4 separate regions of the Homo sapiens genome follow, and all the other regions are linked to region 4. A link is a contact called in ENCODE Hi-C or POLR2A ChIA-PET data. All regions are on one chromosome and are shown on one strand. Each heading gives the region's core, a stretch centred on a gene start or an enhancer-like site at or near the end of the contact. The rest is flanking DNA. Distances are from core to core; before and after follow the strand shown. Region 1 holds the start of APTX (aprataxin). Region 2 holds the start of PLIN2 (perilipin 2). Region 3 holds the start of KLHL9 (kelch like family member 9). Region 4 holds the start of C9orf72 (C9orf72-SMCR8 complex subunit).

Region 1 (3,444 bases), core at 362-2,861, 5.4 Mb before region 4:
AAGCAGGACGTGGAAACTCTGCCCAATTTTGCACATTATATAGTGAATGATGTAATTAGAATGATCCAATCCAACTTTTGGATGCAAGACACACAAAGGCAGGTCAAAGAAGCACCCTTAACCGAGAGGGATGCTTAATTGAGGGAACAACAAAACTGGTCAGGTCACCAGAGTTGCCTCTTTTTATCTTGGGCAGTTGTGAACAACATTCCTCAGCTGTAAGGCCTGTGTGGCTGCTGAGATGCTGCTTGTGTTTTCCCACTTCCTTATATGACCCTAATATAAACCTGCATCTTCTCTGCTAACAAAAGCAAGCCTGTCCTCTGTGTTTCTTGGAAGATCCTCCCACCTTCTGTCTTGAAGGCTCTGATAGCTTCATCATACCATTAAGTCTCTGCTTTTCCATGGAAGGAAACAATACTCCACCTTGATGAAGAATGTGACTCCTTAAATCTCAATTTTGTTAAAGAAAAGATTATTCAATGATACTTGCTGAAGCATGGTAAGGAAGACTTTATTCAGGAACTTCATGATAGGTATATAGAGCTCACTGCAACGGGGTTTTGCAGTGGAAGAGAGATTAGGCTCAACTCCAAACAGCAGCATGGGCAAGTGGGCATTTATGGCCAAGGAGCTGTGTAGGGGTCAGTGGATGGAAAATTACTAAGAGGAAACATCGGGGTAAAGGAGTTTCTGGCTAAATATACCTAACAGGATTCTTGCTGGAGACAGGCCAAGGTAATCAGACATCATCTGGGGGATAGTGGAGAATAAGGAACCTGATCAGATATTGAGAATAACCACATAAGGCGGGGTGGTGGTGGTGGTTCTTGGTAAACTGACTTAGCCAGGGTCTGTGCTAAAACTGGATTTTACAGGGAAGTGCACAGATGGGCCTAGCAGAAAATTCAGAAACCTAATTCAACCAAAGAATTTTTGCCAGTGTGTTGTACTTGAGAAAAATTATAAACTATACTTTTACCTCCGAGATAGGGATTGTTCCTTCTGCCAAAATGCCTTTGAATAACTGCAATATGATTCTTAGGGAACTTTCTGGAATTGCTGTAAAAAATCAGTACACGCATCTTATCCCTGCATCTTGCTTTTTTTCTCCCGGATTGCCCCTCAGTTCATTTAGTGTACACAGCACTACAAAAAACAGGTTTCCCTGCCTCTTACCGCTCCATTCTTTCCTCCCTGCACAAAGGAGAAAGCGGACTGTAGTTTAAAAAGCAAGTAGCAGTGCTACAGCAGGTTGTCTGCAGCAGGAGAGATGGCCTTAAAGGTTGTGAACGTCTCCTTATGGAGTATCGAGAAGCTGCACAGCCACCTAGAAACGTCCACAGAGGGATTGGGTCTGAAATGTCACCCAATTCAGAGACTGTGAGGCAGTGACAGGCGAGTGGCCCTCAGGCAGAGAGATGCTGAGAGAGCTGGTCCCCACAGGCATAACTTCCAGGATCCTCAGTTGGACCACGGCCCAGAGAGAACCCAATTGGGGCGGACGCTTTTTGATCTGGGAAGTGGGCAAGATTCTTTCAGCCAATCCGTTAGAGAGGTGCTGGTGACGTCACTGGTCGCGATACAGCCGGCCTCTGACGTCATCCCGCAGCGCCGGAAGCGGTGAGGCACAGATGAGTAACGTGAATTTGTCCGTCTCCGACTTCTGGAGGTAAGGCGGTCGTCAGCCTATCTCTTCTGCTGGCTGGGCTCAATGCCGCGGGTGAGCGTTCGGCCGAGGCTGCTCCTACCCTTGAGTGATGTGCCTTGAATGACGCTGCTTTCATGCGCTGCTCTCACGGCTGCTTTCTCCGTCCTCCCCTGTTACTACCTTGGGCTGTTTCAGCGGGCGCTCGCGTTGGTCTTCGACCCACTTTGCGTTTGTTCACGTGTGCTCCCGACACCTGTATGTACCTTGGTCGCAACACAAGCCGAAAAAATATTAGAGAATGGGCCCTGTCCAACCAAGGAGGCGGCCCAGCTTGTCGGGAAGGGCAGCGTTTCCGCCAGAAATGCTTCGTGAAAGGCACTTGAGGGACCTTAGCAGCATCCTCAACAGGCCTTGTAGGGAATGCCAGAAGAAGCAGTCCTTGGCCGGGCGGGGTGGCTCATGCCTGTAATCCCAGCACTTTGGGAGGCCGAGGCGGGCGGATCACCTGAGGTCGGGAGTTCCAGACCAGCCTGACCGACATGGAGAAACCCCGTCTCTACTAAAAATACAAAACTAGCCAGGTGTGGTGGCGCATGCCTGTAATCCCAGCTACTCGGGAGGGTGAGGCAGGAGACGTTCTTGAACCCGGGAGGCGGAGTTTGTGGTGAGCTGAGATCGCGCCATTGCACTCCAGCCTGGGCATGCCAAGAGCGAAACTCCGTCTCAAAAAAAAAAAAAAAAAGAAAAAAAAAAAAAGCCTTTCCCCATACATACCAGTGATAGTGGCTTAACAAAGCAGGGATAAAATTTCTATTTGGAATTGCTGTGATCTAGGTTTGGAACTTTTGGGGATTGTTCATATGTGAGACAATACAGATTTGTGCTCGTTCTTCTTAGTTACACAGTTATTACTTTCTTTTTTTCTTTTTCTTTTCTTTTCTTTTTTTTTTTTTTTTTTTTTTGAGACAGAGTCTCACTCTGTTACCCAGGCTGGAGAGCAACGGCGTGATCTCGCCTCACTGCAACCTCCGTCTCCCGGGTTCAAGCTATCTCTGCCTCAGCCTCCCAAGGAGCTGGGATTACAGGCGTGTGCCACGACGCCTGGCTAATTTTTTGTATTTTTAGTAGAGATGGGGTTTCACCATGTTGGCCAGGCTGGTCTCAAACTCCTGACCTCAGGTGATTCGCCCCCCTCGGCCTCCCAAAGTGTTGGGATTACAGGCGTGAGCCACTGTGCCCAGCCGCAGTTATTGCTTTCAAATGATCTTTTTATATGTCCACAGCTCCTGCTTGCCCTACCTTCGCTATTAACAAGAGTGATAATAGTGTTGAATGCTTTTTATCAGACACTGAGCTTTACATACTTTGTCCTTTAGCTCTTGTGACAACCCCATGGTGTAGAGCAATTGTTAATACCGCTTGACACTTGAGGGAATGAAGGCTTGGAGAGGTTAAATAACTTGCCTCAAGTCACACAGCGAGTAGGTGGTAGAACCAATGTTTGAATTCAGGCAGTCCAACTTCAGAGACCTTGATCTTCGCCACTGTTCTATATTGTTTTTCTTCGACTGTCCATTAAGCTCCCAGACACCTACTCTTTGTTACCTTTTATTTTTATTTTTATATTTTTTTGAGACGGAGTCTCTGTCGCCCAGGCTGGAGTGCAGTGGCGCGATCTCGGCTCACTGCAAGCTCCGCCTCCCGGGTTCACGCCATTCTCCTGGCTCAGGACTACAGGCGTCTACCACCACGCCCGGCTAATTTTTTGTATTTTTTAGTAGAGACGGGGTTTC
Region 2 (2,500 bases), core at 1-2,500, 8.4 Mb after region 4:
ACAAAACAACAACAACAAAAAAACACAACTGGGACTCAGATGACGTTTTAAGTTGTCTTTGAAAAACAATGCATAACCCTGCACGTATAAAGTTGCCTATGTCACATAACCCTAGGCAGCTGTCATTCTGGAGTGATCTGGAGTTAAGTTTTTTGTTTTCTTTTTCTTTTTTCTTTTCTTTTTTTTTTTTTAGACAGGGTCTCAGTCACTCAGGCTGGGGTGCAGTGGTACAGTGGCGCGATCTCGACTCATTGCAGCCTCGACCACCTGGGCTCAAAAGATTCTTTCACCTCAGCCACCCACCCGCCTGCCCCCAACCCCGCTAAACAGCCGGGACTAGCTGGGACTACAGGCGCGCGCCACCACGCTGGGCTGCTTTCTTTGTATTTTGAGAGAGACGGGGTTTCGCCATGTTGGCCAGGCTGGTGATTCGCTCGCCTCGGCCTCCCAAAGTGCTAGGATTACAGGCGTGAGCCACCGCGCCCAGCCGCCACAAAACTTTTAAAAGTTATTACTTCGCTAAAAATAACAGCGTAGAAGCCATTGTGCAGCGCCACGCGATCTCGGCTCACTGCAGCCTCGACCTCCCAGGCTCAAGCGATCCTCCCATCTTAGCCTCGCAGGTAGCTGGGGCCACAGGCGCACGACACCACGCTGGGCTATTTTTTAAAATAAAATAAAAATCTTCGCCAGGCTGGTCTCGAACTCCTAGGCTCGACAGATCCTCTCGCCTCAGCATCCCAAAGTGTTGTGATTACAGGCGTGAGCCACCGCTTCCATTTTTAGAGTTCTATTCTGAGGACTAACGCCGTTCAACAAGTTGGTGTGAATTTGTTTGCATTTTTCAAAACCCCAAAGCCGGCCTGGGCGCCATCCCCATTTGCCCCGGGCCTCTCAGGACCCCGACCACAGGCAGGACCCCGACCACAGGCAGCGCCCCGACTCCAGGCAGCGCCCCGACTCCAGGCAGGGCTACCTCCAACTCCCAGCCTCCCCAGGCCGGGCCCCCGCCCGGCTCCCGACAGGCTCCTCTCCCCGTGGCGGGGCCCCTCGCCCAGGCAGCACACCCTCTCAACCCGACCGGGCCCCCACCACTCTAGGAGGGCCGGCGTTGGGGGAGGGCGCCGGGACGTGCCCGAGGGTGACACTCGGGCTTGGGACAGGGCGTGCTGCCGCGGGTCACGTGCTGCGGAGGCTTGGGGAGGGGCGGCGAGGCGGGGTTTATAGCCCGGGCGCCCGCGGGCCCCACGCTTTGACCGGGTCGTGGCAGCCGGAGTCGTCTTCGGGACGCGCCTGCTCTTCGCCTTTCGCTGCAGTCCGTCGGTGAGTGCGCGCCCAGTGGGTGCCCCAGCGAACCGGTCCCGGGCCCCCAGCGGCGCCCAGTTGGGGTGGGGGGCTCCCCGGGGCCTTGGGACCGCTGCTCTGCTCCCCGCGGGGCTCAAAGGTGGACGGGACGCGGGGGTGATGGTCCGAGACCCCCCGCTCGCCTCGCGGCTTCCAGGTCCTGGCTGGGTAGGGGCGGTCTGCTGAACCCGCGCTTTCGACCCTTGCCTTTGTGCGTTGAGGCTTCTTTCCTGCCAACAGATTTAGGGCGATTGCTATCGAATGTCCCTTGGCCTGCTTGGGTGGTTGTGGGAAAACAATATTTGTCGAAGGGACATTATCGAAAGGGAAACGCGTTAGAAAACCGCATTTTTTTTTTGACGGAGTCTCGCTCTGTCGCCCAGGCTGGAGTGCAGTGACGCCATCTAGGCTCACTGCAACCTCCGCCTCCCGGGTTCAAGCGATTCTCCTGCCTCAGCCTCCAGAGCAGCTGGGATAACAGGCGCCCGCCACCACGCCCGGCTAATTTTTGTATTTTTAGAAGAGACGGGGTTTCACCACGTTGGTCAGGCTGGTCTTGAACTCCTGACATCAAGCAGTCCACCCCCCTCGGCCTCCCAAAGTGCTGGGATTACAGGCGTGAGCCACCGCGTCCGGCTTGGCTAGCATTTTTGTTAACAGATACTCGGAGAAACAAGAGAAGTATGTCAACAACTTTACTTCTCCCTCCTGAGTATTGCAAGTTTACACATAAGCTCTGAAACTTTGCCTCAAAAGAGGGAGTGGGGTTGTGTGGGTGTGGGTCTTTCAGGAGGGGGACCTGGAGAGCTGGAGAGAGGAAAGAAGTGCAGAAGACTACAGGGAGCTCACCCTGCATTTTTCTCTACTTGTAATCAGCATTTGCTTGGGTTGGGGAATGAATTTGGGAGAGTCTTATCCCGGTGTTCTGAAATAAGTCTCTTTTCTGCAGATTTCTTTCTCCAGGAAGAAAAATGGCATCCGTTGCAGTTGATCCACAACCGGTATGAATTTTGAGTAGCCTTTGTCTACTTTCTCTCCTTTTGTGTTTTGAGAGATTAATAAGCATACCCTCCCTACTTTGATTGCAGAGTGTGGTGACTCGGGTGGTCAACCTGCCCTTGGTGAGCTCCACGTATGACCTCATGTCCTCAGCCTA
Region 3 (3,564 bases), core at 453-2,952, 6.2 Mb after region 4:
ATTGTGACAAATTTGATTCAATCATTTCATTATGCAGGCAGAAAAGATAGTCTTTTAAAATAACTAAACATATGGGAATATAATGAAGAGTGTCTATAGTAATCATTTCATGAAGACACAAGTCTGTTCCTAAGCTATTAATCTTACTTGCAAGTTTGATGAAAAAAAGAAGGATCTCATGATTTCTTGCTCCAACTTCCCATGTACAGAGGCTCTCTTCTTTCTTTTCCAGATAGAGACTGATTCCTTGGAAGTAGCTCTTCACAGCATTAGGGAGTTGTCATGGCCTGAGAGAGCCCTTCCACCCCTAACTCATTCAACAAGCAGGGCTCCAGGACTTCCCAATGCTGATAAAAATTCAGTGAATAATTTCTCCAGGCCAGTTTCATTCCAACCAACCTCTTGTGTTGAATAAGGTGACAATCTGCTGGAGCACCTTGTGGAGGACAGTGGTAGTCTAAGCCTTCTGAATTTTGCTGCCATCCCTTGGAAACAATAGAAAACATTCAAAACAGATGAACTGCCCATCAACAGGGCACTGGTTAAATAACTTATGATGTAACAACTCAGAAGGCAACAACAGAATTGTTTAAAAATATAAATAAGCCCTCTACACTAATTCAGGAAGATCTTGAAGTGAAAAAAAAAGATGCAGAACAGTGTACATGGTATGCTATCTTTTACATAAAAACGAGGCGAGTGTAAGAAAAACATGACTACATTCTTACTTTGCATATGCATAAAGAACTAGAAGGATTTAAAAGACAGAAACTTCAAAATTTGGAAAATGGAAGAAATTGTGTCAAAGTATACATTTATTTGTATGTCAAAATTTAAATTTACCACTAATTAAAGAAATGCAAGTTAATAAAATACTCACAAAGGGAAAAGTCAGAAGAAGGGAAAGACACAAACATTGTTGGTGATAATATTTTGGAAATATTGTCTTGGATCAGTATTTTACTAAATATTATCCATAACAGGGCTAAAATTTTGCTACCAGATTGTATAAGTTTACTACCGAGTCTATAAAACAATGGAGGATAAGAAGGTACACATTCAGGAACAAACCAATGGGCAAAGGAAACTATAGTATGTATAGTTATTGGAAAATTATGTAGCCATTTTTAAAATTGTGGAAAACAAAGGCATTTCAAGCCAAAAATTTAGAATATATCATTTACATAATAAAGTAACAATCTAGTAAAGACAAATATTTTGCGTTTGAAATTGTAACAAATTTGAAAATATGAACCAAAATTGTAACTGAAGTATCTACTACATAATGTGGGATAACAATTATTGTTTTGTAGAGGAAAAAAAAAATTAAGCATCCAGGTTTCCTCTCAATTTATACAAATGCCGCATTTCACTGTTATTCAAAAAAACAGAAGCTAGGAAGCGTAAAGCTTTGAAAAATTATGCATTTGGGGAACGTAAGAGCTCAGATATGCGAAAAACTTATATCAAACGTGCAGCATAACACACTTGCTTGCACACATTCTGTCCTATTTGGTCCCACATACAAGGCAGCTCTAAGAGGCCGGGCTGGCGCCCACCCCACACAGCTCCGCTTCCCCAACCCTCGCCCTCCCGCCTCCCGGGTACTTCCTCCCCCTTCCCCACCCCCACCCTCCCGCTGACTGACGAGGTCTGGAGGCCGCGCAGCCGCAGTAGCCGCTAAGGCCGCTCCCACCCCGTGGTATCCTGGGACTAGGCTTTTCCGGAAGGAGCGGCTCGGTGTTGGGGCTAGGCCGGTATTCTAGGCCCAAGCCCAGGCCCAGGCCTGTGTTCCCGGCCCTTGCTCAAAGACAGGCCGGTGGCCGCTGCGACACTCTAGGTACAGCGGAGGGCGCAGCGGGCCGTTCGCTGAGGTGTCCGGACCCGCCGCCGAGCGGGCCGTGGAGCCACAGTACGTGGCGGCGCCTCTTCCTTGCCCGAAGCGGAACTGCTGAAGGAGCGGCAGCGCAGGCCGGACGAGGTGAACCAGGTCATTTAACCGCCTTCAGGTGATGAATCATCTGTCTAATAATCAGATTTGAGGTCCACAGCCCTTTGTGGTCCTGCTACAGGGTGATTTTCAGTGGATGACTGACTGGCGTGGCCCGAGGGGTGCCGCAGTGACTGCCTTCCCTTGATAAGGAAACGAGCTTTCTGTTCTTTCTGGACACCTCGTTACCTGTAAAACATTCCGGTTATAACTTCTTTATCCGGCTTGCATCTCTGTGCAAGAGGAAAGCTTTCACATGAAAGTGTCCCTTGGTAACGGCGAAATGGGCGTCTCTGCCCATTTGCAGCCTTGTAAGGCAGGAACCACACGCTTTTTTACCAGCAATACTCACAGTTCGGTGGTATTGCAAGGCTTTGATCAGCTTAGAATAGAAGGATTGCTTTGTGATGTGACCCTGGTACCAGGTGATGGAGATGAAATCTTCCCTGTTCACAGAGCTATGATGGCGTCTGCTAGTGATTATTTCAAAGCCATGTTCACAGGTGGAATGAAAGAACAAGATTTGATGTGCATTAAGCTTCATGGGGTGAACAAGGTTGGTCTGAAGAAAATCATTGATTTTATTTATACTGCAAAACTTTCTCTTAATATGGACAATCTTCAGGACACACTTGAAGCTGCTAGCTTTTTACAAATATTACCCGTTTTGGATTTCTGTAAAGTATTTCTTATATCAGGAGTCTCTTTGGATAACTGTGTTGAGGTTGGACGAATTGCTAACACCTACAATCTTATAGAAGTGGATAAATATGTTAATAATTTCATCCTGAAGAACTTTCCTGCTTTATTGAGTACTGGGGAGTTTCTAAAACTCCCTTTTGAACGACTTGCATTTGTGCTTTCCAGTAATAGTCTTAAGCACTGTACCGAACTTGAACTCTTTAAGGCAGCCTGTCGCTGGCTAAGGTTGGAAGACCCTCGGATGGATTATGCTGCAAAGTTAATGAAGAATATTCGATTTCCACTGATGACACCACAGGATCTCATCAATTACGTGCAGACAGTAGATTTCATGAGAACAGACAATACCTGCGTGAATTTGCTTTTGGAAGCTAGCAATTACCAAATGATGCCATATATGCAGCCAGTGATGCAGTCAGATAGAACTGCCATTCGATCTGACTCCACTCACTTGGTTACATTAGGAGGAGTTTTGAGGCAGCAGCTGGTTGTCAGTAAAGAATTACGGATGTATGATGAAAGGGCACAAGAATGGAGATCTTTAGCCCCAATGGATGCTCCCCGTTACCAGCATGGTATTGCTGTCATTGGAAACTTTCTTTATGTAGTTGGTGGTCAGAGTAATTATGATACAAAAGGAAAAACTGCTGTTGATACAGTTTTCAGATTTGATCCTCGGTATAATAAATGGATGCAGGTTGCATCATTAAATGAAAAGCGCACATTCTTTCACTTGAGTGCCCTCAAAGGACATTTGTATGCAGTTGGTGGGCGCAGTGCAGCTGGTGAACTGGCCACAGTAGAATGTTACAACCCAAGAATGAATGAGTGGAGCTATGTTGCAAAAATGAGTGAACCCCACTATGGTCATG
Region 4 (3,199 bases), core at 262-2,761:
GGGAGGTTTTGTTAAAAAAGAGAAATGTTACATAGTGCTCTTTGAGAAAATTCATTGGCACTATTAAGGATCTGAGGAGCTGGTGAGTTTCAACTGGTGAGTGATGGTGGTAGATAAAATTAGAGCTGCAGCAGGTCATTTTAGCAACTATTAGATAAAACTGGTCTCAGGTCACAACGGGCAGTTGCAGCAGCTGGACTTGGAGAGAATTACACTGTGGGAGCAGTGTCATTTGTCCTAAGTGCTTTTCTACCCCCTACCCCCACTATTTTAGTTGGGTATAAAAAGAATGACCCAATTTGTATGATCAACTTTCACAAAGCATAGAACAGTAGGAAAAGGGTCTGTTTCTGCAGAAGGTGTAGACGTTGAGAGCCATTTTGTGTATTTATTCCTCCCTTTCTTCCTCGGTGAATGATTAAAACGTTCTGTGTGATTTTTAGTGATGAAAAAGATTAAATGCTACTCACTGTAGTAAGTGCCATCTCACACTTGCAGATCAAAAGGCACACAGTTTAAAAAACCTTTGTTTTTTTACACATCTGAGTGGTGTAAATGCTACTCATCTGTAGTAAGTGGAATCTATACACCTGCAGACCAAAAGACGCAAGGTTTCAAAAATCTTTGTGTTTTTTACACATCAAACAGAATGGTACGTTTTTCAAAAGTTAAAAAAAAACAACTCATCCACATATTGCAACTAGCAAAAATGACATTCCCCAGTGTGAAAATCATGCTTGAGAGAATTCTTACATGTAAAGGCAAAATTGCGATGACTTTGCAGGGGACCGTGGGATTCCCGCCCGCAGTGCCGGAGCTGTCCCCTACCAGGGTTTGCAGTGGAGTTTTGAATGCACTTAACAGTGTCTTACGGTAAAAACAAAATTTCATCCACCAATTATGTGTTGAGCGCCCACTGCCTACCAAGCACAAACAAAACCATTCAAAACCACGAAATCGTCTTCACTTTCTCCAGATCCAGCAGCCTCCCCTATTAAGGTTCGCACACGCTATTGCGCCAACGCTCCTCCAGAGCGGGTCTTAAGATAAAAGAACAGGACAAGTTGCCCCGCCCCATTTCGCTAGCCTCGTGAGAAAACGTCATCGCACATAGAAAACAGACAGACGTAACCTACGGTGTCCCGCTAGGAAAGAGAGGTGCGTCAAACAGCGACAAGTTCCGCCCACGTAAAAGATGACGCTTGGTGTGTCAGCCGTCCCTGCTGCCCGGTTGCTTCTCTTTTGGGGGCGGGGTCTAGCAAGAGCAGGTGTGGGTTTAGGAGGTGTGTGTTTTTGTTTTTCCCACCCTCTCTCCCCACTACTTGCTCTCACAGTACTCGCTGAGGGTGAACAAGAAAAGACCTGATAAAGATTAACCAGAAGAAAACAAGGAGGGAAACAACCGCAGCCTGTAGCAAGCTCTGGAACTCAGGAGTCGCGCGCTAGGGGCCGGGGCCGGGGCCGGGGCGTGGTCGGGGCGGGCCCGGGGGCGGGCCCGGGGCGGGGCTGCGGTTGCGGTGCCTGCGCCCGCGGCGGCGGAGGCGCAGGCGGTGGCGAGTGGGTGAGTGAGGAGGCGGCATCCTGGCGGGTGGCTGTTTGGGGTTCGGCTGCCGGGAAGAGGCGCGGGTAGAAGCGGGGGCTCTCCTCAGAGCTCGACGCATTTTTACTTTCCCTCTCATTTCTCTGACCGAAGCTGGGTGTCGGGCTTTCGCCTCTAGCGACTGGTGGAATTGCCTGCATCCGGGCCCCGGGCTTCCCGGCGGCGGCGGCGGCGGCGGCGGCGCAGGGACAAGGGATGGGGATCTGGCCTCTTCCTTGCTTTCCCGCCCTCAGTACCCGAGCTGTCTCCTTCCCGGGGACCCGCTGGGAGCGCTGCCGCTGCGGGCTCGAGAAAAGGGAGCCTCGGGTACTGAGAGGCCTCGCCTGGGGGAAGGCCGGAGGGTGGGCGGCGCGCGGCTTCTGCGGACCAAGTCGGGGTTCGCTAGGAACCCGAGACGGTCCCTGCCGGCGAGGAGATCATGCGGGATGAGATGGGGGTGTGGAGACGCCTGCACAATTTCAGCCCAAGCTTCTAGAGAGTGGTGATGACTTGCATATGAGGGCAGCAATGCAAGTCGGTGTGCTCCCCATTCTGTGGGACATGACCTGGTTGCTTCACAGCTCCGAGATGACACAGACTTGCTTAAAGGAAGTGACTATTGTGACTTGGGCATCACTTGACTGATGGTAATCAGTTGTCTAAAGAAGTGCACAGATTACATGTCCGTGTGCTCATTGGGTCTATCTGGCCGCGTTGAACACCACCAGGCTTTGTATTCAGAAACAGGAGGGAGGTCCTGCACTTTCCCAGGAGGGGTGGCCCTTTCAGATGCAATCGAGATTGTTAGGCTCTGGGAGAGTAGTTGCCTGGTTGTGGCAGTTGGTAAATTTCTATTCAAACAGTTGCCATGCACCAGTTGTTCACAACAAGGGTACGTAATCTGTCTGGCATTACTTCTACTTTTGTACAAAGGATCAAAAAAAAAAAAGATACTGTTAAGATATGATTTTTCTCAGACTTTGGGAAACTTTTAACATAATCTGTGAATATCACAGAAACAAGACTATCATATAGGGGATATTAATAACCTGGAGTCAGAATACTTGAAATACGGTGTCATTTGACACGGGCATTGTTGTCACCACCTCTGCCAAGGCCTGCCACTTTAGGAAAACCCTGAATCAGTTGGAAACTGCTACATGCTGATAGTACATCTGAAACAAGAACGAGAGTAATTACCACATTCCAGATTGTTCACTAAGCCAGCATTTACCTGCTCCAGGAAAAAATTACAAGCACCTTATGAAGTTGATAAAATATTTTGTTTGGCTATGTTGGCACTCCACAATTTGCTTTCAGAGAAACAAAGTAAACCAAGGAGGACTTCTGTTTTTCAAGTCTGCCCTCGGGTTCTATTCTACGTTAATTAGATAGTTCCCAGGAGGACTAGGTTAGCCTACCTATTGTCTGAGAAACTTGGAACTGTGAGAAATGGCCAGATAGTGATATGAACTTCACCTTCCAGTCTTCCCTGATGTTGAAGATTGAGAAAGTGTTGTGAACTTTCTGGTACTGTAAACAGTTCACTGTCCTTGAAGTGGTCCTGGGCAGCTCCTGTTGTGGAAAGTGGACGGTTTAGGATCCTGCTTCTCTTTGGGC

The links. A loop is a pair of places that touch in the nucleus more often than their neighbours do. ChIA-PET counts read pairs that join two places held with the same protein, here RNA polymerase II (POLR2A). Pooled maps may share reads with other maps.
Region 1: a loop to region 4 is called in a map of natural killer cell, with 31 times the contacts of the local background. The contact joins the promoter of APTX here to the promoter of C9orf72 in region 4. A Hi-C loop is called at or near these places in 2 of 168 maps with a recorded cell type or tissue (naive thymus-derived CD4-positive, alpha-beta T cell and natural killer cell), 1 of 37 single-sample maps with no recorded cell type and 13 of 50 pooled maps.
Region 2: a loop to region 4 is called in a map of gastrocnemius medialis, with 10 times the contacts of the local background. The contact joins the promoter of PLIN2 here to the promoter of C9orf72 in region 4. A Hi-C loop is called at or near these places in 1 of 168 maps with a recorded cell type or tissue (gastrocnemius medialis). POLR2A ChIA-PET finds 5 or more read pairs at or near these places in 1 of 52 experiments (activated T-cell).
Region 3: a loop to region 4 is called in a pooled map, with 16 times the contacts of the local background. The contact joins the promoter of KLHL9 here to the promoter of C9orf72 in region 4. A Hi-C loop is called at or near these places in 8 of 50 pooled maps.

What each region holds. Positions count from the first base shown.
Region 1 is chr9:32,999,795-33,003,238 of GRCh38, reverse strand. APTX (aprataxin) reads left to right here and starts at 1,611. Exons shown (of 8, transcript NM_001195248.2): 1 at 1,611-1,672. It overlaps LOC124902140 (a long non-coding RNA gene), which reads right to left and starts at 1,462. Exons shown (of 2, transcript XR_007061454.1): 1 at 1,180-1,462; 2 at 494-1,062. RefSeq lists enhancers at 1,413-1,682, 1,442-2,054, 2,055-2,666 and a silencer at 2,153-2,212.
Region 2 is chr9:19,126,242-19,128,741 of GRCh38, reverse strand. It overlaps PLIN2 (perilipin 2), which reads left to right and starts at 1,250. Exons shown (of 8, transcript NM_001122.4): 1 at 1,250-1,323; 2 at 2,294-2,345; 3 at 2,433-2,500. The coding sequence starts at 2,316. RefSeq lists a silencer at 912-1,471 and enhancers at 984-1,493, 1,494-2,004.
Region 3 is chr9:21,333,542-21,337,105 of GRCh38, reverse strand. It overlaps KLHL9 (kelch like family member 9), which reads left to right and starts at 1,702. Exons shown (of 1, transcript NM_018847.4): 1 at 1,702-3,564. The coding sequence starts at 2,247. It overlaps LOC107987053 (a long non-coding RNA gene), which reads right to left. Exons shown (of 3, transcript XR_001746634.2): 3 at 1-485. RefSeq lists a silencer at 1,513-1,682 and enhancers at 1,723-2,032, 2,223-2,272.
Region 4 is chr9:27,571,793-27,574,991 of GRCh38, reverse strand. C9orf72 (C9orf72-SMCR8 complex subunit) reads left to right here and starts at 1,511. Exons shown (of 11, transcript NM_018325.5): 1 at 1,511-1,561. RefSeq lists enhancers at 902-1,429, 2,028-2,117 and a silencer at 1,438-1,517.